3 separate regions of the Homo sapiens genome follow, and regions 1 and 2 are each linked to region 3. Evidence: read pairs that join two places in POLR2A ChIA-PET (ENCODE). Cell type or tissue: Panc1. All regions are shown on one strand. Links, peaks and the distances in the headings refer to the core of each region. The heading gives the core; the rest is flanking DNA.

The links. Peaks named below come from ENCODE experiments on the same cell type or tissue, not always from the same donor. Only the 100,000 strongest peaks of a DNase experiment are listed, where the experiment ranks them.
Region 1: POLR2A ChIA-PET joins it to region 3 with 13 read pairs; 2 of 35 experiments call an interaction of 5 or more read pairs at or near these places.
Region 2: POLR2A ChIA-PET joins it to region 3 with 10 read pairs; 3 of 35 experiments call an interaction of 5 or more read pairs at or near these places.

What each region holds. Positions count from the first base shown.
Region 1 is chr14:74,517,907-74,520,406 of GRCh38, reverse strand. The region is part of intron 17 of LTBP2 (latent transforming growth factor beta binding protein 2); the gene reads left to right. It overlaps LOC124903347 (a long non-coding RNA gene), which reads right to left. Exons shown (of 3, transcript XR_007064266.1): 3 at 1,089-1,803. Among named protein-coding and RNA genes, the nearest start is that of ISCA2, 25 kb to the right of the region's middle. In Panc1, for the core only: no CTCF peak of the experiment used is centred there; no DNase peak of the experiment used is centred there.
Region 2 is chr14:75,059,384-75,070,754 of GRCh38, reverse strand. ACYP1 (acylphosphatase 1) reads left to right here and starts at 6,731. Exons shown (of 3, transcript NM_001107.5): 1 at 6,731-6,801; 2 at 7,194-7,285. The coding sequence starts at 7,202. ZC2HC1C (zinc finger C2HC-type containing 1C) reads right to left here and starts at 1,114. Exons shown (of 3, transcript NM_024643.4): 1 at 1,006-1,114; 2 at 1-200. The coding sequence starts at 181. RefSeq lists enhancers at 368-919, 920-1,471, 6,391-6,560 and a silencer at 1,096-1,215. In Panc1, for the core only: no CTCF peak of the experiment used is centred there; no DNase peak of the experiment used is centred there; H3K4me3 peaks cover 436 bases; H3K27ac peaks cover 492 bases.
Region 3 is chr14:74,616,494-74,627,864 of GRCh38, reverse strand. No RefSeq gene overlaps it. Among named protein-coding and RNA genes, the nearest start is that of LTBP2, 9.9 kb to the right of the region's middle. RefSeq lists enhancers at 4,807-5,673, 9,137-10,336. In Panc1, for the core only: no CTCF peak of the experiment used is centred there; no DNase peak of the experiment used is centred there; H3K27ac peaks cover 1,120 bases.

The DNA.
Region 1 (2,500 bases), core at 1-2,500, 100 kb after region 3:
ATAGTTTAGCAAACTGAGGCTCAGAGGTGAATTGAAATACCCAGGGGCCTCAAACCTAGTGGTGACAGAGCTAGAAACAGAATCAAATCACTCTAGCTCCAAAGCATGGTTTGCTTCCAAAGACACACTCCCTTACACACAGGGTGTTGGAGCATGAATAGGAATGGAGCGTGAATAGGAATTGAGGGAGCAGAGGGTATTCCAGGTAGAGAGAAGCATCTTTGCAGAGACCTGAATAGTGAACGTTCCCTGGCATGCTCTGGGAATAATCATGAATGCAGTATGACTGGAGCAGGGCTACCTGGAGGAAGAGGCCAGTGTGGGAAATGTCTTGAGTGCCAGGCTGAAGCGCTTGGACACTGTCTCACAGGCATGGGTAGCCAGTAGAAGTCTGTGAGCAGAACAGTGGTGACTGGGTCAGCTGACTTCCGGGGAGCTGACTTAAGGGGCAGGGCTCAGAACAGGCTGGAGGAGCCAGGAGAGAGGCTGAGGGAAGGAGGCTTCTCTGGGCTCCAATCGTCTAGGTGGGTGTTGTGGGCCAGAGGCACTGCTCTTTGCAGACCCAGCCTGGGGAGCTGGCCTGGGATAAGCAGCAGCTGCTGCAGAGAATGGTGTCACCAGGACTGGTGCAGACACAAGTTTCTGCCACCGTGCCAGCCTGGGTGTCCAAGATGTCTCTGCCAGCCCCAGCAGCTGGGGAACGGGGATGGGGTTCAAGGCTGGCTCTAAGTACTTCTCCCAGTGGGGCTTGGGTACCACTGGAAGAGGCCTTGTCCAGAATAACACCCACTTTCTGAAGCTTCCCAGTCTCATAAAGTAATATCTCATTACCTCAATGATTTGATATTTATATCTATTTATAGATTATTTAAATAATGTATATATAATTAATATAAATCATAATTTATATTATCAATAAGATAAATTATTTACATATTAAATATCTAAGTAAATGTTTACCAATAAATGTAAGCATCTCTTCATACATTAGCCTGTGGGTTTCCTCATCTGTAAACTGCTGGCTCCCATTTTTGCTCAGTTTTCCAATGGTGGTTGCTGCTTTTTCCTGGGGCTCTTTAGGAGTCCGTTATATATTCTAGATTCTTGGCCGGGTTTAGAAATTGCAATGCTCCCATTTTGTCCTCTATCCTTTAAGCTTATCTACATTTCTTGGAACAGAAATCCTTAATTTTGATTTACTGAAATTCACCATTTTGCCTTATTTTTGTGTGTTTTGGGGGCTTTGTTTAAGAAATCCTTCCATATCCTGAAGTCATAAAGATATTCTCCTATACCTTAATTGAGTTCTAGTTTTCCCTTTTATGGTATGCTTTGATTCATCTGGAGTCCATCTTCATATGGCTGTTAAGAACCTGGTCTTTCTCTATTCACGTCTCCATTTTTCTCCATGGAGTGAGGGAGTTTTCCAGCACCATCTATCAGACAGTCGTCCTGACCTCAGGGGATAATGAGTTCTTCATCCAGTTCCCACATACGGCTCTGTCTATGAGTTCCCTTCTCTCTTCCATTGGGGTTAGAGCTTCTCACAGTGAACACCAGTTATTCCAGAATTGCCTGAAGAGCTATAACAGCGTGGGTTCCTGGGCCCACCAGTACAGCAGGATCAGAATCTCTGGCTGTGGGCCTAGGAGTGTGCATTTCCCACCTTCTGGCAGAGACTTTGCTGTGCACTGGAGTTTTATGAAGTATTGCTCAAGTGAAGACACTGTCCTTAAACAAATGGTTATTATTCAATTCCTTCAGTAAGCACTTATTGGGGTTCTGTGCTGGGCACTGGAGATGCTGAGATAATAAGGCATGTTCCCATTAGTCAGGGAGAAGCAAGTAAATGAACAGGTACACTGAAAGCTGGGCCCTCAGGGGACGCTGGGTTGGAGATAAGTGGGAGGCAGTCACACTGGTGTGTAGGAAGCTGTTCCAGGCAAGGGGACAGTGTGGGCAGAGGCTCAGGAACAGGTCCTGAGGTTAGGCGAGGGTAGGAGAGGTGCGGGCGGCAGGAAACAGATGAGAAGCAGGCTGGGGCCGGTCATGCAAGATCTCACACGCCAGGCTTGAGGAGCTGGGATTTTATGGGGTTTAACACTAGGATAATAATAGCTAACATTTCTGCAGTGCTTACCTTATGCCAGGTGGGCACAGTGCTCAACCCCTCACCTGGATTATTGTATTTAATCTGCACAAGGACTCTGTGAAGTGTTTGTATCAGTCCCAGTTTAAGGGGGAGAGTGGGAAGGTGAGGCCTTGATTAATTTGACTGTGGGGACAGGGGATGGGGACCCACAGGACCCAAAGGTGATGCATTAAACCAGTCCTTGAAATGGGGGCAGGGATTTGCTGGCCATCGTGAGGAAAGAGACTCCAGGTGGAAGCATTTGTGTGAACAAAGGCTTGGAGATTGGACTGCTGAAATCTGCAATAGCTGAGGCTATACCAAGGGACTTGTGTGAATTAGCAAATACAGCAGAGCTGGGCCAGCTGG
Region 2 (11,371 bases), core at 4,195-6,694, 440 kb before region 3:
TGTTGCTCAAAAGCTGCTTCTGGAAATTGTTCCTCAGGTGCCCCTTCAAGGACTGCTGGGAAGAGTCACCTTGTTCGTAAGAGTCTTGCTTGGCTGAGTGGGGCCCTGGAGCTTCCGTTGTATTATGTGGGAGCATAACGCCCACAGGCAGATGTGACGCCAACCGCTGGAGACCAGCCATTCAGGGCCTGGACTGACGCCTACGGGAGATTTAAACCAGATACACGGGAAGAGTTTGTCTGAGGTTCACTCTCGGCTGCTAAAGCAAACTATTTCTACATTTGCCCTGCCCACATTCCCTTAAACTTTTCTGGGGACAGTGTTGCTGGACCTGCCAAAGCTTCCCTTCAAAAACCATTTGGTGAGTGATTATGCACAAGACACTGTGTTAGGCCCTGAGGGTAGAAAAACGAAGGTGCTACAGGTGTTCCTGCCACCTAGCTTTCCTTTCCTCCAGCACCAGCCTCTGCCACGCACAGTATACTCTATAGTAGGTGGAAAGAGCACCTGACTAGAAAGTCAGGTTCTAGGCCTGTAACAGGACAAGCGACTTCTCCCTTGCTGGCCCCCGTTTCTTCCCCTGTAAACTGAAGGGTTCCCGCAGAGTCCAGCCTCACCATTTTACAGGTGAGAAAGCTGTGGCCCAGAGGTAGTGACTGGCACAAAGAACTCTCAGGGCTTCCCTCCTGCTGGAACCGTGCTTGATTCCAAAGAGCACAAAAGCTGCTAGGGCCTGGAGCAGGTGCCTGGCTGTCAAACCCTCATCCCAGGAGTCCCCGTGGCGCAGACTGTAAAAGTTTTGTAACCTGAGCGTTGAGGGCCACCTGACCTGACCGCGGCCGGTTTTAGATCCTTAAGGCTGAAGTCACGTTTTGTCCCGAAGGGTCAACTGGGGCGCCCCCACTTCGGACTCCACCTCTGGGGACAAGTCCTCTCGCTCTCCTGCCCTTCGGTCCCTTAGGAGGTGGAGGTGCTGATCCCATGTCTCCCCGCCCTTCTGCGTACCTGAGGCCCTCGGGCACCGCTCCTGCTCAGGGAAAACCCCAGGGCCTAGTTTCCCAGACCTGACCTCCCCATCAACCGACAGCCGCGCAGGCGCTCTCAGCTGGCTTCTGTTATTCCCGGTGCCTGGAAACCGAGGCACTGGCGCGCCAAGCTCCGCCCCTCGCCGCGAACTCCTCGGGGAGACGCGCGCAGGCGCAGTGCACCAGCGACCCGGGGCGACCGGGGGTGGGGGTGCGGTCAGCCCAAGGTCACTTGACCCAGTCAGTGTCCGGCCAACTCTGCAGCTCGGTCCAGCCCTGCCCTTGGGGAGCCGGGGAGGGGCGGGAGAGGCTTTTCTGGAGCTCCTTCAAAGAAGAACTTGTACTTTTCTGAGAACGACGCTCCCAGACCTTGGGGTGTGCCCTTGTCTGGCAAAGGGCGGAGGCCCTGGCTGTGCCTCCGCGTGCTTCCGCCGCAGGATGCCGGCGTCCGCCCGCCTGGCGGGAGCGGGGCTGCTGCTGGCCTTTCTCCGCGCGCTCGGCTGCGCTGGGCGGGCCCCAGGTATGGCTGCACGCGCGCGCTCCTTGCTTGTCCTCGCCAAGGCTTTGGAACTTGCTGCCAACGTTTTTGCTACGCAGTATCTTTCCGTGGTAGTTTTTGTGGCCAATCTAATTATTTTGATATTATAATGTTTTACTCACGTGGTAATTCTAGCCGTCTCTACTTAGGGCCCAGGAATGACTCAGCCAAATGTAATGATGATAAAGTTAACTACCAGATCGAAAATAATCAGTATAACCTGGCTTCAACAGTAAATGATACTCTATCTTGTTGACATCAAAAGAAAGTTCATTTTTCTTCTTCGCTTCAGTTCATCTGTGTAAGCCGTTTGGAACAGGCAGTTCGCTTTTTCCCTGTAACTACTCAATTCATGCACATGGAAAATAATGTAGACAGCAGTCATCAGTGTTAATACTTCAACATGTCATATTACAGCTGTTACCCGTTACAAGGAAATTCCTTGGTGGACCCTCCAGATCAGTCTTTTTTTTTTTTTTAATTCCTCGTTTTCATCCCTAGTTGACTCTACCGCCTCTCCGTATATGCAGCTCCAGACGTTTCCCACTCCACTCAGGGTCCCGATTATCAACTCCCACAGCTTCCCTCAGCAGAATTTACCGGCTTTCTTTTTCTCTTTCTCTCTCTCTCTGTCTCTCTCTCTTCTTCCTCCTCTCCCTCTCTCCTCTGTTTCTGTCTCTGTCTGTCTCCCTCTCTCCTCTCTCTCTCTCCTTCCCTCTCCTCTATGAGAAAGAAGGGCGACTTTCCATTGAGTTCCATTGAGTTCTCTTGAATTAGTCCTTTTCAGTACCCTCCGGGAATTGACTCCATCACTTTACCCCTGCATTTTTGTTTTGTTTTGTTTTCTGTTTTGTTGGTTTTTGGGGTTTTTTAAAGTTGTTTGTTTTTTGTTTTTTGAGACGGAATCTCGCCCTGTTTTGTTGCCCAGGCTGAAGTGCAGTGGCGCACTCTTAGCTCACTGCCACCTCTGCCTCCTGGGTTCAAGTGATTCTCCTGCCTCAGCCTCCCGAGTAGCTGAGATTACAGGCGTCTGCCACTACACCTGGCTAATTTTTTGTATTTTTAGTAGAGACAGAGTTTCACCATGTTGGCCAGGCTGGTCTTGAACTCCTGACCCCAGGTGATCCGCCTGTCTCAGCCTCCCAAAGTGCTGGGATTACAAGCATGAGCCACCGGGCCTGGCCTTTGTTTTTGAGACAGGGCCTCACTCTGTTGCCCAGGCTGAAGTGCAGTGGCACAATCACTGCTCACTGGAGCCTCAACTTCCACAGCTCAAGTGATCCTCCCACCTCAGCCTCCCGAGTAGCTGGGACTACAGGTGTGTGCCCCCCACACCCAGCTTACTTCTTTTTTTTTTTTCTGTAGAGACAGGGTCTCCCTTTGTTACCCAGGCTGGTCTCAAACCCCTGGAGTCAAAAGAGATCCTCCCGCCTCAGTCTCACAAAGTACTGAGATTATAGACGTGAGAGACGGCACCCTGTCTGCATCTTGTTAACTTCAAGTTATACCTCTCCATAAACTCTGTCTCTTTGGTTTTAACATATACTCAACTTTCCCCTGCAAAACAAACCTTACTTCCCTTGACCTAACTTTCATATTACAGTCCCATTCATTTCTCCTCTTCTCCACAAGACTTCTTAATGGAAATCTCCACATTTGCTGCCCACATATCCTCATCTCCCCGTCATTGTCCAGTTCATTGTGGCCTGTCTTCTACTTTCTCCACTTTATTTAACTACAAAGCTACCAGTGACTTTCCAAAGACAAAAGCTTCATTTTTTCAGCCTACTCATGTGACATTACTGATTATCCACCCACTTAGAATGCTCTTCTCAGTTCTCCTGTGCCCTCTTGGTTTCTTCTTTCATGTTCTTGCTCCATCTTCTTCCAAGTCTGGCATTTATCTTTTCCCCATCTACTCCCTAAATTTAAGTGTTTTCTGAAGCCCTCTTATTTCATATATATGTGTGTGTGTGTGTGTGTGTGTGTGTGTGTGTGTGTGTGTGTGTAGTTCCAGACATTCTCTTCTTTAATGATTTCAACCAAATGCTGAAATTTCAGGTTTCACCTGTGTTTAAATGACAGCCAGCTTAGCTTTAGTCTTTCTCATTAGTTACAGACTCAAATTTCAGGACTGCCCATTTGACACCTCCACAAGATTGTTCCTTAGGAACCTCAAATTCTGTAAGACAACATAAACTCTGATCCTCTCCCATTCTCAAATCTGCCTCTCCAGTGTGCCCTTGCATGCTCACAGCATCAGTCTTCCATGCTTCCCTCTTTGTTGCCTCTTCCTTCTAACTAATCACAAGTTTTATTGAGTTTTCTTCCTTTTTTTCTTTGAGACAGTCTTGCTCTGTCATCCAGATGGGGGTGGAGTGGCGCGATCTCAGCTCACTGCAACCTCTGCCTCTCAGGTTCAAGCAATCCTCCTGCCTTGGCCTCCCTAGTAGCTGGAAGTACAGGTGTGCACCACCACGCCCAACTAATTTCTGTATTTTTAGTAGAGATGGGGTTTCATCAGTCTCAAACTCCTGACCTCAGGTGATCCACCTGCCTTAGCCTCCCAAAGTGCTGGGATTACAAACGTGAGCCATCACGCCTGGCCTATTGAGTTTACTTCTGCAATGTCTCTCATATATGACTCTTCCTTTACATTTCTGCTGCCCCAGGTGAGTTTTTCCTCACTTCTCCTTGGGATGGCATAGCCCTCCTAACTTCTGCTCTTGCCTTCAATATCTGCTCTTCAAACCCATCCTTCATGCTGCAGGCAAAATAATCAGTCTAAATATTTCTCCACCCCCCCCCAGCTTTATTAAAATATAATTGACAAGCAAAAATTATATCTATATTTGCAGTGTACAAAGTGATGTTTTGATAATGTATGCATTGTGCAGTGATTAAATCAAGCTAATTACTAAATGCTTCTGATCCTACCATTTCCCTCCCCAGTAGCTTCTTCTTTACCTATAGAATAAAGTTGAAATGCATAATTTAGCATGGCATCTCTACCTCCCAGATTAGGTCCAGCCTACCTTTTCAGTTTTGCCTCCCCTTAATAAGCCACAGAGTTCAACCCAGTGAGTCTCATCCCTGACTGTGTGTTAAGACTACTTGGAAAGCAATATCTAGGGGTGAGGCCTGAGGATTAACATTTTTAAAGCTTCCCCAAAGATCCTGATGCACAAGCAGGGTAGCAAACCCCTGGTCTAGCCACAACTGGCTACTTGTACTTCTTCATCTCCATGGTACTACATTACTCTAAGCTCCACATACTGGGAGCTGGTAGAGCATAGCATTCATGGGGATTGACTCTGGAACCAAATCCCAGCTCCATCACTTACTGGTTGTGTGACCTTGGATTAAATGCTGTTTCCTCCAAGAACTCTTTCCCTGTCTTCCCAATCAGAATTAATTTGTTTGCTCCTTTGTAATATTTTCTGTCCTTGTTATAGCACAGGGCTGGTTCCTGATGAGCTCTCAATGGATTTTCATGGAATTAAATTATCATGCCATATATTTTATTGTCATTATTTGCATGCATTTGTGCCCCTACACTAAATTAAAAACTCTTTGAGGGCAAAGATTTTATATCATTCATCTTTGTATATCCTAGAGTGCCCCATTCGTATTAGACACTCAGTAAGTTTTGAATTCTATAAACTATTTTTTAAATGAATTTTAGAGAAAGAAATACCATTAGCAAGATACTCTATTTAGAGTTATTTTCAAATATTGCCAAGTACAACATTCAATCCAGCTTGTTCACCACCAACCCCCCACCTCTCAGCACTAAGGTTGTATGATTCTCTAGGATATGGATCCTCACTCTAGCGGGGAACTAGCAGAATGATGAATTTCCGTGCCTACTGTCACAAACCCATATCTCATTGTCAAGTCTGCCAACCTGGCATATTCACATAAGGAGTCTTTACGTTATGAAGAGGTGTAATGTATACAGTCAATCCACAGAGGATCAATAAACACCACAGTTTTCCTTCACACACATGAATCATAAGGGTAGCTGGATTCAAATGTTTACACATCAACTCTAATTTTAACCATCTTCATCCACATCCCCCTTGACAATTCCCTGTTCCCAAAATAAATTCGTGTAGTTTGGCCATTTGGCTTAGATTGACTGACTCAACTGTAATTCTGGAGCCATGAGTTATTTTGCTTGTGCTCTTGCTTTATTTGTGTAGTTAGCTGGTTATTTGTTCAAGCATTATTTGACATTTTCTTAGTAAAGGAGACCGGTGAGTAGCTTCCAGAAGCCCAGAAGCAGACATAACCTCCATTGGGACCTCCTGTGCACTTATGCCCCGTAATCCCCTATTCCAGATTGTTATGACCCAAACTTTAAGGAGAACTGAATGAAAAAGGACAGAAAGGTTAAATGTATCCTACTCAACATATTTATGATGTTTATTTTTTTATTTATTAATTTATTTATTTGAGTCAGAGTCTCCCTCTGTTGCCCAGGCTGGAGTGCAGTGGGGCAATCTCGGCTCACTGCAGCCTCCACCTCCCAGGTTCAAGCGATTCTCCTGCCTCAGCCTCCCGAGTAGCTGGGATTACAGGCGCCCGCCACCATGCCCGGCCAATTTTTGTATTTTTGGTAGAAACGGGGTTTCACCATGTTGGCCAGGCTGCTCTCGAACTCCTGACCTCAAGTGATTCGCCCGTGTCGGCCTCCCAAAGTGCTGAGATTACAAGCTATTTATGATGTTTAATGTGTGCTGTTTGTCTCTCACCTCCAGAATTAAGCTCCTCAGGACAGGGATCCTGTTTTGTTCACTGATGTTTGCCTGGTCACCTAGAACAGGTGCCTGGCACACAGTAGCTGTCAGTCAGTATTTAATTGAATGATTGAATGTATCCCCATGTACTTCTTCGTCTATGCCTTTCTCCTCATGAGAAAATGAGAAGAGGGTTGCGCTTGTTGACTGAGATGCGATGAGGGCTAGGTTTGTGGAGGCCCAGCCGAGTTCCTGGACAGATCCCCAACCCAAAGCTTTTGGGTTGCCGGACAACCGCGTCCTGAAATCCCACCTTCTGGGCGGGCCCGGGCCGAGGCGCCGTCTCTGATTGGTCAGCTGGAGGTGATGGGCATGAGCGACAGCGAAGGAGCAGCTACACACTAAACTTCCGGGCGCGGAGGTTTGCGCGCCTTGGTGAGCCGTTGGCGTGGTGGTCCCGGAGTGATCCTGGCAGCCGGTGGGGAAGACAAGGAGGGTGAGCCGCCAGGGGCCCCCAGGGTGTGCTTCTCAGGTCGATTAGCCCTAAAATGTTAGTAGCAGGGGATTCTGGGAGTTAGTAGCAGGGAATTCTGGTAGTGAGGGAGCGGGACCGGGCATGGATGTAAGGAGGTCATCGGTCCTCAGGTTATTTCCCCAGAAGAGGCTTCAGCGGGCAGCTGCGATCCGAAGCTCCCTCTCCCGGCGTCTGGTTCTTCCTTCACACACACCTTATCACATCCACTCACGTTTCCATTTCCAGGACCTTGAAGTCGGGGAGAGGTCGCAATGGTTAAGGATGGACAGGGGTGGGTGTGGCCCTTTCTGACTCAGGCTTGCGGGTCCTGGAATAATAGCCCTTCACTCTTCTGCTTTCCTGGTTTCTGACAGGTTTGAGCATGGCAGAAGGAAACACCCTGATATCAGTGGATTATGAAATTTTTGGGAAGGTGCAAGGGGTGTTTTTCCGTAAGCATACTCAGGTATGTGGCCTGCAGGCTTTGGGGTGGTAACCTAGGTTGTGGGCATAGGAACAAGGGACGTGTTCTTGACAAATGTGAACTAGAAGCCGCTGGCTATTTGGTAGCTGCATGGCAAAGAGGTAGTTTGTAGAGCAATGAGTATGAAAATGCTGTGCAATCGGTAAAACATGGTGTAAATGGAAGATCACCCTGCTGTTATTATTAGTCAGTGGTGCCTGAGCATCTAGATACACATATTAATGAGCTTCTCTCTTCCAAGGGAAATAGAGGGCTTCCCCAGTGCTCGCCGTTGTGGCATCATCAAACCAAGTCAGGTTTCTTATAGAAAGGCTAACATTGATTGAAGAGCTGGCATTTAGATGACCTGATGTCATGTATATAACATATATAAATGCTTCCTCTGCAGCTGCTGCACTTTCTTCAGACCTCTTTCTCCAAGCTTCCCTCAGTTCTCCACTTAATTTCTTTCTATTCTTTTTTGGTTTTGAAAGAACATTTACCTTTTCCAGCTGACGTTTTTCTTATTAAAAACTCTTTATCCATTCCAGAATAGGTGATGGGAACACTGAATGTGGAGCCTGGTATTCTTCCTAGAGCAATAAAGGATTATTTGAGGGGATGGACAAACTGTTGGCAGCCTCTACCTCTGCTTTAATGTGGCTAATCTTCCCTCAACAGGCACACACAAATGCAAGCTCAATTTACCCTCTGCCTTCTGTAGGTATTGGCTATTGCCTTCCCAGTGTGTCGCTAATCCCACAGATAATGAGTTAGGACTGCAAAACTTCTTTTTTTTTTTTTTTTTTTTTTGTATTTTTAGTAGAGACAGGGTTTCACCATCTTGGCCAGGCTGGTCTTGAACTCCTGGCCTCGTGATCCATCCGCCTCAGCCTCCCCAAGTGCTGGGATTACAGGTGTGAGCCACCGCACCCGGCCAGGACTGCAGAACTTCTTAAGTGTCTCATTCCTGGGACTGTGGTACTTAAAATTCAAATTCTAACCTGGAAGGAATCTTTGAAACATGAATGTGAATTGTCAATACCTCTTTCCCTTTTTCTTTTTTTTTTCTGAAGGATGGTGGCACAGTCACAGCTTATTGCAGCCTTAACCTCCCAGGCTCAAATGATCCTCCTTCCTCAGCCTCCCAAGTAGCTGGGACCACAGGTGCATGCCGCCACACCCAGCTTTTTTTTTTTTTTTCTCTTTTAACAGAGAGCTATGTTGCCCAGGCTGGTCTCAAACTCCCAGGCTCAAGTGATCCTTCTGCCTCGGCCTCCCACCAGTGTGCTGGGATTACAGGCATGAGTGACCATACCCAGCCAATACCTCTTTTTCTTTTCTTTTCTTTTTTTTTTTTTTTTTTTTTTTGAGACAGAGTTTCATTCTTTTTGCCCAGGCTGGAGTGCAATGGCACGATCTCAGCTCACCGCAACGTCCGCCTCCCGGGTTCAAGCGTTTCTCCTACTTCAGCTTCCCAAGTAGCTGAGATTACAGGCATGTGCCACCATGCCCCGCTAATTTTGTATTTTTAGTAGAGACAGGGTTTTTCCATGTTGGTCAGGCTGGTCTTGAACTCCCAACCTCAGGTGATCCGCCCACCTTGGCCTCCCAAAGTGTTGGGATTACAGGTGTGAGCCACTGTGCCCGGCCAATACCTCTTTTTCTAATTATTCAAAAATCATTTCTTCCCATCTGACACTCAAATAGGAAATGACTGTTGAAAACAGAATTGCTGAAACTCACAGCAAGAGCTGTGTTCCAGTTAGCTTTGCTACCAGTTATGCAGGTAAGTTCCTGTAAATTAAGGTGATTGAGATAACAGCTTCAAAGATTAGTCAAAGTTGTTGAGGGAAAAGGGTCAGATAGTGGTATGCATAGCCCATCTTTCTCTACCTGCCCCTCTCCCCAGTTTAAAGAGAGAATAACAGAATGCAGAAAAACAAATATTGATTGGAAAACTGCATATAAAATGACATCTATTTTTTCTTAATTAGGCTTGTAGCTTATTCTTTACTATTTATAATCATTTAAATATATATGTTCATTTGAACAGTTGTTTTGCTGCAATGTTTGCTGTTGATATTATCTAGCCTCTTATTTAAATTCCTTCATTTCTAGAGAAGTGACAAATAATAATTCAGGGACTTTTGAAAACTTGGAATATAATTTACATCCCATAAAACCCATCCTCCTAAAGTGTATAATTTGGTGATTTTTAGTATATTCACAAAATGTTGCACTAATTCCAGAACATTTTCATCATCCCAAAAAGAAACCCCTACCTAGGTTAGCACTCACTCCTCATCCCCTGAGCCCCTGGCAACCACTAACCTACTTTCTGTCTCTATGGATTTGCCTATTCTAGATTGTTGTTGTTGTTGTTGTTGTTGTTGAGACAGAGTCTCAACTCTGCCTCATTCTGTCACCCAGGCTGGAGTGCAGTGGCGTGATCTCGGCTCACTGCAACCTCTGCCTCCTGGGTTCAAGTGATTCTTCTCCCTCAGCATCCCAGGTAGCCGGGATTACAGGCATGCACCACCATGCCCAGTTAACTTTTGTATTTTTAGTAGAGATGGGGTTTCACCATGTTGGCCAGGCTGGGTCTTGAACTCCTCACCTCAGGTGATCCACCTACCTCAGCCTCCCAAAGTGCTGGGATTACACGCATGAGCCACCGTGTTCAGCCTATTCTTGATATTTAATATAAATGGAATCATACAAATGTGGCCTTTTTTTGTGACTGGCTCCTTTCACTTAACATATTGTTTTCAAGGTTTATCTACACTGTAGCATGTATTAGTATCCTATTCCTTTTTATGGCTGAATAATATTCCATTGTATGGATATACCACATTTCATTTATCCATTCATCAATTGATGGAAATTTGGGTTTCTGATTTTTGGCCATTATGAATAGTAGTGCTGTGAACACATATGCACATATTTTTATGTAGACAATGTTTTCAGTTCCATTGAGTATATACATACCTAGGAGTAGATTGCTGGGTCATATGGTAACTTTATGTTTAGCTTTTTGAGGAACTGCCAAACTTTTCCAAAGTAGCTATACCATATTATGTTCTCACTGGCAATGTGTGAGAATTCCAGTTTGTCCACATCCTTGCCAACAATGGTTACTGTCTTTTATGTTAGCCATCCTAGTGGGTATGAGGTAATATTTCATTGTGGTTGTTTGTTTGTTTTTCAGGTATTAATGAATTTAAAAGGATTTAAATCAAGGAATGTTCTCCAACTACAGTGGAACTAAACCACATTAAAAAAATAAAAAGGATAACTGGAAAATCCCAAAATATTTGGAAACCATATAGCACACTTACTTCTAAAATTGTGGTAGAATACATATAACATAGAAATTATTGTTCTAACCATTTTTAAATGTACAATTCAGTGGTCTTAAGCACATTCACATTGTTCTGTTTATCTACAGAACGCTTTTCATCTTGCAAAACTGAAACTCTGTATTCATTAAACACTAACTCCCCATTTTCTCCTTCCCCCATGCCCCTGACAATCATAAATCTACATTCTATTAATTCAACTGCTCTAGTTACCTCATATAAGTGGAATTTTACAGTATTTGTCCTTTTGTGGCTGGCTTATTTCACTTAGCATAATATCCTCAGGGTTCATCTGTGTTATATCATGAAAGTAAAAACAATTTCCTTTCTTTGTAAGACGGAATAATATCCTGTTGTATGTGTATACTTTCAGTGTGGTTTTGATTTGCCTTCCTAATGACTAATGATGTTGAGCATCTTTTCATGTGCTTATTGGCATATTTTATGTCTGCTTTGAAGAAATGTCCATTCAAATATTTTTGCCCATTTTTAGTTATTTGCCTCCTTATTCTTGAGTTGTAAGAATATTTTTATTCTGGATACTAGTCCCTTATCAGATGTATGATATACAAATATTTCTCCCATTCTGTGGGTTGTCTTTTTAATTTCTTGATAGTGTCTGTGAAGTACAAAAGTTTTTACTTTTGATGAAGTCAAATCAAATTTATCTGTTCTTTTTTTGCTTGCACTTTTAGTGTTATATCTAAGAAATCTTCCTAATCCAAGG
Region 3 (11,371 bases), core at 3,900-6,399:
TCTACAATGCCTCATCCAGGCTCTCTTTGAATACTACCGGTGTCAGAGAGCTCATTCATTACTCAGCAGTGGGATCTGTCCTGCCGTTGGAGAGCTCCACGTGCTGCATTTACTAGAGCGGAAATCTGTATTTCCATGTTTTTGCTGTTCCTAGTCCTGAATCTGAAACTCTATTGTGAACTCCACTGTGATAAATAAAGTACTATTTTTTTTTTTTTTTGAGATAGATTCTTGCTCTGTTGCCCAGGCTGGAGTACAGTGGCGCGATCTCAGTTCACTGCAACCTCCGCTTCCCAGGTTCAACTGATTCTTGTGCCTCAGCCTTCCAAGTAGCTGGGATTACAGGTGTACACCACCATGCCTGGCTAATTTTTGTATTTTTAGAAGAGACAGGGTTTTGCCATGTTGCCCAGGCTGGTCTCGAACTCCTGGGGTCAAGCATCAGCCTGCCTCCACCTCCCAAAGTGCTGGGATTGTAGGGGTGAGCCATCGTGCCTGGTTAATGGAAACTATTAAGTTTCCATTTTATGTGACACCTCGGTGGCTTTGCCTAGAGTTGGCCACAGTTTCCTTCTTTAAAATGTCTCTTTCATCGGGTTCTATGGCACTTCCCCTTTCCACTTCGGACTTTTCTTCATTATCTCCTTTGCAGGATATTCTCCTTTCCCCAACCTTGAAGTACGAAACTCCTCTCTCTTTTTTTTTTTTTTGAGACATAGTTTCACTCTTGTCACTCGGGCTGGAGTGCAATGACACGATCTCAGCTCACTGCAACCTCTGCCTCCCAAGTTCAAGCCATTCTCCTGCCTCAGCCTCCCAGGTAGCTGGGATTACAGGCATGCACCACCACACCCTGCTAATTTTTGTATTTTTTTTTTTTTTTTTAGTAGAGACAGGGTTGTGCCATGGTGGCCAGGCTGGTCTGGAACTCCTGACTTCAGGTGATCCGCCTGCCTTGGCCTCCCAAAGTGCTGAGATTACAGGCGTAAGCCACCTCCTCGCCTGCCCGAAATTCTTTTTTTTTTTTTTTTGAGACAGAGTTTTGCTTTTGTTGCCCAGGCTGGAGTGCAATAGCTCTATCTTGGCTCACCGCAACCTCCACCTCCCAGGTCCAAGCAATTTTCCTGCCTCAGCCTCCCAAGTAGCTGGGATTACAGGCATGTACCACCACGCCCAGCTAATTTTGTATTTTTAGTAGAGATGGGGTTTCTCCATGTTGGTCAGGCTGTTCTCCTGACCTCAGGTGATCCGCCTGCCTTGGCCTCCCAAAGCGCTGGGATTACAGGCGTGAGCCACCACGCCTGGCCTGAAACTCTTAACTCTTATAAAAAAAATTATAGAGGCATATATTGTATATCATATAATCTACCATTTTCAAGTGCATAATTCAATTTTTAGTAAACTTACCAAGTTTTACAACCATCACTGTAAATCAATATTGGAACATTTTATCATCCCAATAAGATGTGATGCCCATTTACTGTTAACCCTCGCCCTTAAATATACTTTTTGTCTCTCTCTGTGACAGAGTCTCTCTGTGTTACTTAGGCTGGATTTGAACTCCTGGGCTCAAATGATACTCTTGCCTCAGCCTCCTGAATAGCTGAGACTACAGGTGTGCACCACACCCAGCTAATTTTTAATTTTTTTTGTAGAGATAGGTTCTTACCAGACCATTTTGTAGAGACAGAGTCTTGCTATGTTGCCCAGGCTGGTCTTGAACTCCGGGCCTCAAGTGATCCTCCCCGCTCGGCCTCCCAAAGTGCTGGTATTACAGACATGAGCCACCGCACCTGGCTTCTGAGCCCTGGATTCTATCCAAGATGGCACTAGACCTTTAAGGAAGTTGTATTGTTAGTTTATTTTGAACCAGTAGCTACCTAGGCTCTCCCTATTCACTGCTGAATAGTTTGCACCACTGTCTCCCCAAATTTGGGTCATTTCACATGAGCTGGTATCAAAACAAGTATCTCTTTTTTTTTCTCTTTTTTGAGATGGAGTCTCTCTCTGTCACCCAGGCTGGAGTACAATGGCGTGATCCTGGCTCACTGCAACCTCCGCCTCCCGGGTTCAAGCATTTCTCCCGCCTCAGCCTCCCAAGTAGCTGGGAGTCCTGAACTCCTGACCTCATGTGATCCACCCACCTCGGCCTCCCAAAGTGCTGGGATTACAGGCTTGAGCCACCACGCCCGGCCCAAAGCAAGTATCTCTTATCCTTAAGTTAATTATTAATTTATCTGGACCAAGATGTAAGACTTTTTTACTTATCTCTATTAAATTTCTAGATAAGATCAGTTTATATTTTGCTTCTATCATCCAGTTTTATCATTTATTCTTCTAGTTCTATGTCATGTGAAAATTTGATAAAAATTATTTTTCTTTTCTTTTTCTTTTTTTTTTTGAGATGGAGTTTTGCTCTTCTTGCCCAGGCTGGAGTGCAATGGTGTGATCTCGGCTCACCGCAACCTCCACCTCCCGGGTTCAAGCAATTCTCCTGACTCAGCCTCCCGAGTAGCCGGGATTACAGGCAAGCATTACCACACCTGGCTAATTTTTTTGTATTTTTAGTAGAGACAGGGTTTCTCCATGCTGGTCAGGCTGGTCTGGAACTCCCAACCTCAGGTGATCCACCTGCCTCAGCCTCCCAAAGTGCTGGGATTACAGGCGTGGGCCACTGCGCCCGGCCTAAAAATTATTTTTCTGATCTCAAAATTGTGAGAAGTTTTGTGTAGGTTACATCCCTGTCTCATGCATGTTTATAGGTCTCAATGACCTCCATTCATTCATCAATGTGGGGAATGGTTGTTTAAACATCTACACATATGCCTAATTGCATTACCATGAGCTCCACATTTTCTCAGCCTATCCACATTGAATATCATTTCCATTTCATTTGAATATCATTAAAAATAGGACAACATTTCTCTGGTCAGGAACCCTATTGAAAAAGGAACTGGGGCTGGGTTCTGTGGCTCACATTTGTAATCCTAGCACTTTGGGAGGCCAAGGCGGGAGGACTGCTTGAGACCTGGAGTTTGAGACCAGCCCTGGGTAACATGGCAAGACCCTGTCTCTACAAAAAATACAAAAATTAGCCGAGCGTGCTGGCGCGCACCTGTAGTCCCAGCTGCTTGGGAGGCTGAGGTGGGAGGATCGCTTGAGCCTGGGAGGCAGAGGTTGCAATGAACCAAGATTGGGCCACATCACTCTAGTAGAGTGAGACTCTGTCTTAAAAAAAAAAAAAGAAACGGGGTTGAATGGGGTGTGGTTTAGTTTGTGTGAACCTGGCTCTGGTAATCACAGCTTTGCCTTCTCTTCCTCAGCCTTTTCACCTTCTCCTGGCTGAGACATGCCCAGCCTTCCAGCCCCAGCTCAGACAGCATCTTCTCTAGGACCTTCCCTGACCATCCTATGCTCCCAGGCTGGATTAGGTACCCTGTCCTTGTATTCACATTGTACCCTGATCTTATCTCACTCACAGCACTTACCATGATATGTACTGTCTGCCTTTCCTACTATACTGGCAGCTGCTTGAGGGTAGGGACCGTCCTTAGCCTTATTCTTCTTGGCAACTCTGATGCCTGACAAAGGGATACTCAAGAAATAATGGCTGAAATGCACCAGGCACTCCTCAGGTATCTGTTTGATGTCAAGCACATAAGGCTTCTCTATCTATGAAGCAAAGCTATGAGGGAGGCCGAAGAGCAGGTGGGCTTGGAGATGTATATTGTGACACCCGGCATGATATAACTTCAACTTGAGCTTATGGGATCAGAGAAGAACCTGAGGCCCAGCAAGAATGAGTGACTGGGGACAAGAGCCTGACTGAGGCTGAGTCCCCAGAGGAACCCGGGGGGTCCAAAGGGAGTAGGAAATTCAGAGAGGGTTTAGAAAAGTGGAGGTAGCTGGGGCAAGGAAGAGACACAGTCTGGCTAGTGGGTCATGGCGGCAGGAGCCCAGGGGCCAGGCCAGAGCTGTTGCACTGGCAGCTCCTCACTTTCTAGAAAAGAGAAGCCATGGGGGGATGCAGTGCTGGGAAGCAGGACTGGGCATTGTTTTAAGCATGGCAAATACCTGTCTGGCATCTGTACGACTTTATGTTTAGATGTTTATTTTGGGGTGGCTTTAGTGAGGGTTGATGAGAATAAGATCATGCTGCTTCCTCCTCACCCAAGTGACCTCCCTGTTAACCAGAAGACATCAGTTTCAGAATTCCAGGTAGTTGTCTGCCCACTCTGGGGCCAGCTGGTGGCTTGGATGTGGGAAAAAGATTCTTTTTTCCTTTTCTTTTCTTTTTTTTTTTTTTTTTTGAGACTGAGTTTTGCTCTTGTTTTTACCAGGCTGGAGTGCAATGGTGTGATCTCAGCTCACTGCAACCTCCGCCTCCCGGATTCTAGTGATTCTCCTGCCTCAGCCTCCTGAGTAGCTGGGATTACAGGTGCGTGCCACCATGCCCAGCTAATTTTTTTGTATTTTTAGTAGAGACGGGGTTTTGCCATGTTGGCCAGGCTGGTCTTAAACTTCTGACCTCAGGTGATCCACCCGCCTTGGCCTCCCAAAGTCCTGGGATTACAGGCGTGAGCCACCGTGCCTGGCCAGATTCCTTTTTCTGAGCGAAGGAGCTCGTTAGAGCTAAGCTCCACATGCATTAGCCCCAGCCTTCCCCTCCAGCCTCCTCCCTTTCCATAACCTTCTTTCTATGGAAACTTCAGCCATACAAGCTTCTTGCAATCCTTCCAGTCACTCAGGATTTGCACGTTCACTGCCTTTGCCTTGGCATGCCCCACCCTTCCCCATATGCTAAACTGCTTCTTAGACTTTAAGATTTAAGTCAGAGGCTGGGCACAGTGACTCACATTTATATTCCCAGCACTTTGGGAGGCCGAGGCGGGTGGATCACTTGAGCTCAGGAGTTCGAGACAAGCCTGGGTAACATGGTGAAACCCCGTCTCTATAAAAAAGACAAAAAGTAGCCAGGCATGGTGGTGTGTGCCTGTGGTTCCAGCTACTTGGGAGGTTGAGGTGGGAGGATCACTTGAGCCCAGGAGGCAGAGGTTGCAGTGAGCTGAGATTGCACCACTGCACTCCAGCCTGGGTGAAAGTAAGACCCTGTCTCCAGTAAAAAAAAAAAACAAAAAACATTTAAGTCAGAAACCAGGCGTGGTGGCTCACACCTGTAATCCTAGCATTTTGGGAGGCCGAGGAGGATGGATTACTTGAGCTCGGGAGTTTGGAACCAGCCCAGGGAACATGGTGAAACCCTGTCTCTACGAAAAATACAAAAATTAGCCGAGTGTGCTGGTGCATGCCAGTAGTCCCAGCTGCTTGGGAGGCTGAGGTGGGAGGATCTCTTGAGCCTTGGTTTGAGGCTGCAGTGAACTGTGATTGTGCCACTGCACTCCAGCCTGGATGACACAGCAAAACCCTGTCTCAAAAAAGATTTAAGTCAGAGTCATGACTTTCTGAGAAATGTTCTCCAACCAAGCCCCTCCTCGCACAATTAGCAGTTTTTCAGTAAGTCCAAAAGGCTGTGTCAATTCCCCTATGGAAGCACTTAACATCACAAAGGGAGTGAAGTTGTCCCCGTGCCTAGCACAGTGCCTGACACATATTAGGTGCTCAAAAAATGTCTGTGGAATGGGAGGGCATCATGATCCCAGCCAAACAGGCTGAATTTTAGAAATGGGTGCTTGGAAGCATCTCAGGCAGTGAAAGGAATTCCAGGCTTCACAAAATAGTGTGCCTGAGGATACCAATACACAACCTGAGACGGAGATTGCGGGTGGGAGGTCTCAGCAGCCAGGCAGGGGTGGATAGTGTGTGTGTGAGTTGCGGGGGGCACTCCATGGAGCAGTGGCTTTATCAGAAATGGGGACTGTTTCCCTTCAACCATCATGGACCCTTCCCTGTTTCTTCTTGTCAGCCAGAGGAGGGAAGCTGCTGACAGCTCATCTCCAATACGCCCTCCGGGACCCTCGAGCCACCCCTCTCCACCAGCAGCTTTGCCACTTACACTCACCATCAGAGATGTTCCCAAGCCCCGAGGCCCTGCCCTGACATGCATAGTGACTCTTGGCTTCCCTGGCCCAGACGGCCAGATAGCTCCCAGCTTCTTGCAGCAGCTGAAAGAGTTGAAAGGCCTGGGAGTCAGGAGGCCCTGGTTCAAGTGCTGGCCAATAACCAGTCACATGACCTTGGGCCAGCATCTCTCCCTCTTTGGGCCTCAGTTTGCCCTGCCATAAATTGAAGAAATGGGATGGCCTATCTCGGGGAGTCCCCTCCACATGCACATTCTGTGGACCCTGCAGTTCCTTGGATCCACATGCTCTCCTTATCTGTCTGCTGCTCAAATCAAAATCTTAGTGTTGACAGGGAATTTGTAAAAATCTTCTTTTTGTAGATGAGGAATCTGAGGCCCAGGGAGGGGAAGGGGTGTGATCAGAAAGATGTACTAAGGGCAGACACAGAATTCCAACTGGAGTCTGCTCCCAGACATGATCTGACTTTGGTTTTAATGACTGCTTGGAATGGAAGAATTCTTTGCACCAAAGCCGCCCATGTGCCTAGCATAGGTTCACATAGGGTATGGCTGGTGCCTCTTCAGCCTTCTGTAGGCAATCAGTTCAGGGTCCATCCTTTTGATCCTGTAGTAGAAGCCAACCAACCTAGACCAAGCCCTGGTGGGGAGACCTGAGCTCTAGCCTTCTCTGTGTAACTGACTAGCTGTGTGACCCTGGGCAAGTCACTCCACCTCTCTGGCTTTATTGCGGTGTGGTTATACGAGCTCCATTGGGCTGTAAGCTCTAGGGAACATGGACTTGTCTGTTTTAATCCCAGGGGGTTGGCTTTCAAAGTAAAGTTTCTTAGTTGAAATTTCAGAGAGAATCTCATTTGTTCAGCAACCAATGATGTCTGTATTTAAGTCAGCCCACAGAAATCTTAGGTCACTGACTGGCCAGTGAAAGGGCTGCCTGTGGCTCAGGTGCTTATCTTTGGTTCAATCCACTGTGGCCTGGAGTGTTATGTCACTGATAAGTACAGTTGCTTTTTCTAGGCATTGTTTAGAAAGGTATCTATTGGATCTCTATTGTCTTGGTGAGGAAACTGGCTCAATGAGTCACTTAGCCCAGGGCACATAACTGGTAAATGATGGTGCTGAGGTTAGAACCACAAAGCCCCTTGTTCTTCCTACTACTCCAGGACCCATAGCTGTGGACTAGTCATGCAGAGCAGAGTGCAGTACGTTGAGGGCTACAGGGATTTGGTGGAAGCAGCAAACTTTCCAGATGGAGGGAGGTGCCCAGGAAGTCTTCATGGAAGAGGCGGCCTTTAAAATGGGAGTTTAAACAAACAGGCAGGGGTGGTGAAGAACATTCCAGATCAAGGAAATAATGTCAGCCAAGGTGTTTGGGTGAGGGGATGGGGGAGAGGAAACTGGGTGGGATTCTGAGAGGGTGAGACTGTGCGGAGTGTCAGCATACATGGCTGGGAGGGTTATGAAACAAGCTTGTGTGTCAAACCCAGTAAGAAGTTTGGGATTGATTTGTGAAGTAGTGGGGATCCATTGAAGGTTGTTGAGCAGGTGAGTGACTTAATCAGAAATGGGCTGCCAGAAAATGTATGGTTAGTTCCCTATAAGTCTGTTCCTCCTGGGAGGCACAGGCTGTTTCACCTTTGCTGTTGTCTTCAGTCAGAAATGGGGAGGAACGGAACAGAGCTGAGGAGATGCCGCTGGCACCACCACTGTTAGGCGGAGGACCAGAGGGGGAGTAAGAAGACAGTGGGCAGGGCCAGGCCTTCATGGCAGGTCATGGGGGGTGAAGAGGAGGAGGAGCAGCTGGAGACGACTTTCCTTCCTCTCTTGGCCATCAGCCTCCTCTGGCCTGAGGTCTGGTCTGGTGAGGCAGAGTACAGAGCATGCCTGTGCTGTCTGTGTGAGTTCCTGAGGAGTGAGATCTTTAATTTTTGTCTGCTGAGCCCTGATGGGCGAGAGGCCAGCCTGTGTTACAACCTCTTGGGGGCCCCTGGGCCAAGGCACTCAGACCACAGTGGACGGAAACAAGGAATGAGTCATTCAGACTAGGACTAGCCGGGGCCCACTGGGATCTGCTGCACCTCGCCTGCCCCCTCAGCCTGGTGTCTGTGCCCTTTCCTGGGGATTTGCCAGGTCTGGGTCTGTTCCTGAGGGACTGGGGCCCTAGAGAGGGTATTGGGGGCACCAGGGCAAACATCATTGAGCCCCCACTCTCCATGGATGATCCAGGGAAAATGGACTCAGGGGATGATGGCAGAAGGCATCCTCTTCCTCTCTTTGTCTTGACAATGGAGAGTGAGAGGGAGCTGGCTTGCAGGCCTCCCTGGGGAGAGCTTGTTTTAGGAAAGACCCTACTGTAGACCTTCCTCTCTGCCCCTGCATCCCTCATCCCTCAGGGTGTGAGGAGTGTTACTATGACCCAGCTCAAAGCCAAGGTGGGCACAGGCTGGAAGATGCCAGCGACAGCCAAGGGAAGCTGCTTCTTGTCCTTTTTTGTCCTCAAATTCCTGCACAGCCATTCTAGAAGCCTAGATAGGCCTGCACAATCCCCCAGCCCACAGGGTTTTCTTCCTGGGGATTTTGAAAGAATAATCCAGGTACATGAGCTCTCCCCATCTGGGTAACTCTCTCCACCTCCAGCAGAGCATATGAAGTCCCCTTGGTCTCACTGGGAGGAATTACAGGGAGGAGGTCTTCCAGCTGCTCACACTGTTGTCCTGCTCAGGTCTTCAGAGACTGTGCTTGAGGAGAAGTTATGCTTCAGGCTCCCCCGGGGGTTTAGAAGATTCCTCCACCCCTCCACCCCCAGCCAGGGACTGAAGGAATTTATGCAGGTAAATAGGAAATGACATCTCAGCTTATAGTGAATGGCACGGAGCTTTCAGATCAGCCCACCCATGCACCAGAGACTGGAAATGAAGGGAAGCGAAGTGAACTAAGTGATTTGAAAGAGCTGCCCATTTCCCATCATTGCAGGACACCCTGGTGTGAGTGCAGTGTGCTGCAGGGAAAACAGCATGGACTTTGGAGTTGTTCAGACTTTTTAGTTGAATCCTGGCTCAACTCCCAGCTGTGTGGCCTTGAGCAAGCGACTACCCCTCTGGGCTTGTGAAATGGGAATGGCAACACCTCTACCACACAGAGCTAAATAGACATTGTATGTATGTCATTTCTCTTTCCCAAAGAGAAAAGCTACGAGTTGAGATGAGCTCTATTCAGCAACTGCAGACTACTTGATGGAGGTGGGGTGAGTGTGGCTGTGACTTCCTTCCTTCTTCTCTGTGGGTGCGAATCAGATTCACCGCCCTGACTCAGAGCGGACCCCTAGCTGGTAAACAGGCCTGAGGAGAATGGGGGATGCTTGGTGGGGGCTGACCTGTGACCACAGTCCCATGCAGCCATTAGCACCCCCACCACACCACAAACAGCTGTGCATGCTTCCAGCTCTGAGAAAAATGCAGCTGTCGGTGGTCTCCCTTCCCCTGGAAGCTGGCATTGGTTTAGCATCTGGGACCAGACAAACCAGGAGTGAATCCCAGCGCAGCCACCTACTGGCTTGTGACTGTGGATGAGTCATTTACTTCCCCGAGCCTTCATTTCCTCATCTGCTATGTGGGGAAATAATAGCACTTCCTTCATCAATAGCGCTTCTCATTAAACAAGGAAGTGACTATAAGATGACTTGGCACAGTGCCTGGTACCTTCTGAGTGCTCAAGAAATACCAAGGCTGGATGTGGTGGCTCACACCTATAATCCCAACACTTTAGGAGGCCGAGACGGGAGGATCACTTGAGTCCAGGGGTTCAAGACCAGCCTGGGCAAAATGGCAAAACCCCGTCTCTACAAAAAATACAAATTAGCCAGGCTTGGTGGCGTGCACCTACAGTCCCAGCTACTTGGGGGGCTGAAGCTGGAGGATTGCTTGAACCCAGGAGGTGGATGCTGCAGTGAGCCGAGATTGTGCCACTGCACTCCAGCCTGGGTGACAGAGTGAGACCCTGTCTCAAACAAACAAACAAACAATAAATGAAATATCAGTTGGTAAATGGAGGAGTAGTAATTGACACCTGCCCCTAGCCCCATGACAGGGTAAACAGGGCTGGCTAGCTAGTTTGTCCTGAAGAGAAAAATGGCAAAAAGAACATCATTATCTCAACTTTCAGATAAGAAAGTAGAAGCCAAATGAAGCTCAGAACTGTGCTGCATTCACAGAAGACGGAAATGAGCTCAGAACTGTGCTCCGCTCACAGAAGACGTAAATGTTCACCACATGTTTGTGGGAGGGCCCTTTCCAGCACACTCTGAAATACAGGCCAGCTCACCTTACCTTTGCAGGAACATCCATACCATGGCTATCACCACCAGCCAGCATGTCATACCCACTTGGAGGAGACAGGCACCGGCAGACCAGGGCAGGGTGGTTGTGAATTCTTGAGGGGACGCCAGGTCATGGCACCTAAGGTGGAATGGTTCTGGCAGCCTTTGCGGGCCTTAACAACCTCACACAGGAGGGAGTCGGCACCTCTCTGTACGGCCTGCACCTTCCAAACTGGAGGCTGAGGCTGCGCAGTGCTGGGGTCCCAGCTGCCCAGTGTCTGGAGCAGAACATCCAAGCCCATGAGCGGCTCCCGTCTGGAAGGCTGGGGGCCCAGTCAAACTTTCCTTCAGCGATTCTGCCCTCTGATTAACCAGGAAATGTGTTATTTGTTCTGAGCAGGGGAACAAGCTCTCCTGGGGAGAGGAATTCAGGGCTGGAGGTCCAGTTACTTCCAAGCAAGAAAAATCCCTGGAATTCTTTCAGGAGTCTGGGTCTCAGCAAAGGGGGCCGAAATGTGGCCCTTGTTTTTGGTCCTTATTTACCAAATTAGCTCAGGTTCTGGTAGACCTCTGGCTGCCAACATTATTCCAGTGAGACATGGAAAAGCAGTGAGTTTGCCCTGGGAGTCCAGGAGACTGCTGTCCCTTGCATGGGGCATGTGTCTGGGCAAACCTTTCCCTGCTGGAATCTCTTTATCAACCCTTTAGACTCTCTCTGCCGGGTTTTCCAGAGATGATTTTCCTCTCCAGACCCAAGAGATGGGTGAGTAGGCTTAGCAGCGATCTAATGAGGGAGAAGGCTTTAATCAGGGGGTGGGGAAGTGACACACGGTGAGTCAGCGGCCATGCTGAAACAGCTTCCCTTCTTTCACTGGGCCAAGAGGATTAAGGGTGGCAGAAAGTTCTGATAACTCCACATCTCCAGGTACATGAGCTCCAGGTACATGAACAGTGGGCTGGCAGGCAGGGAAGAGGGCATTTGGGGATATGCCCTAGAGCTCCTTTGGTGGTGATAGTGG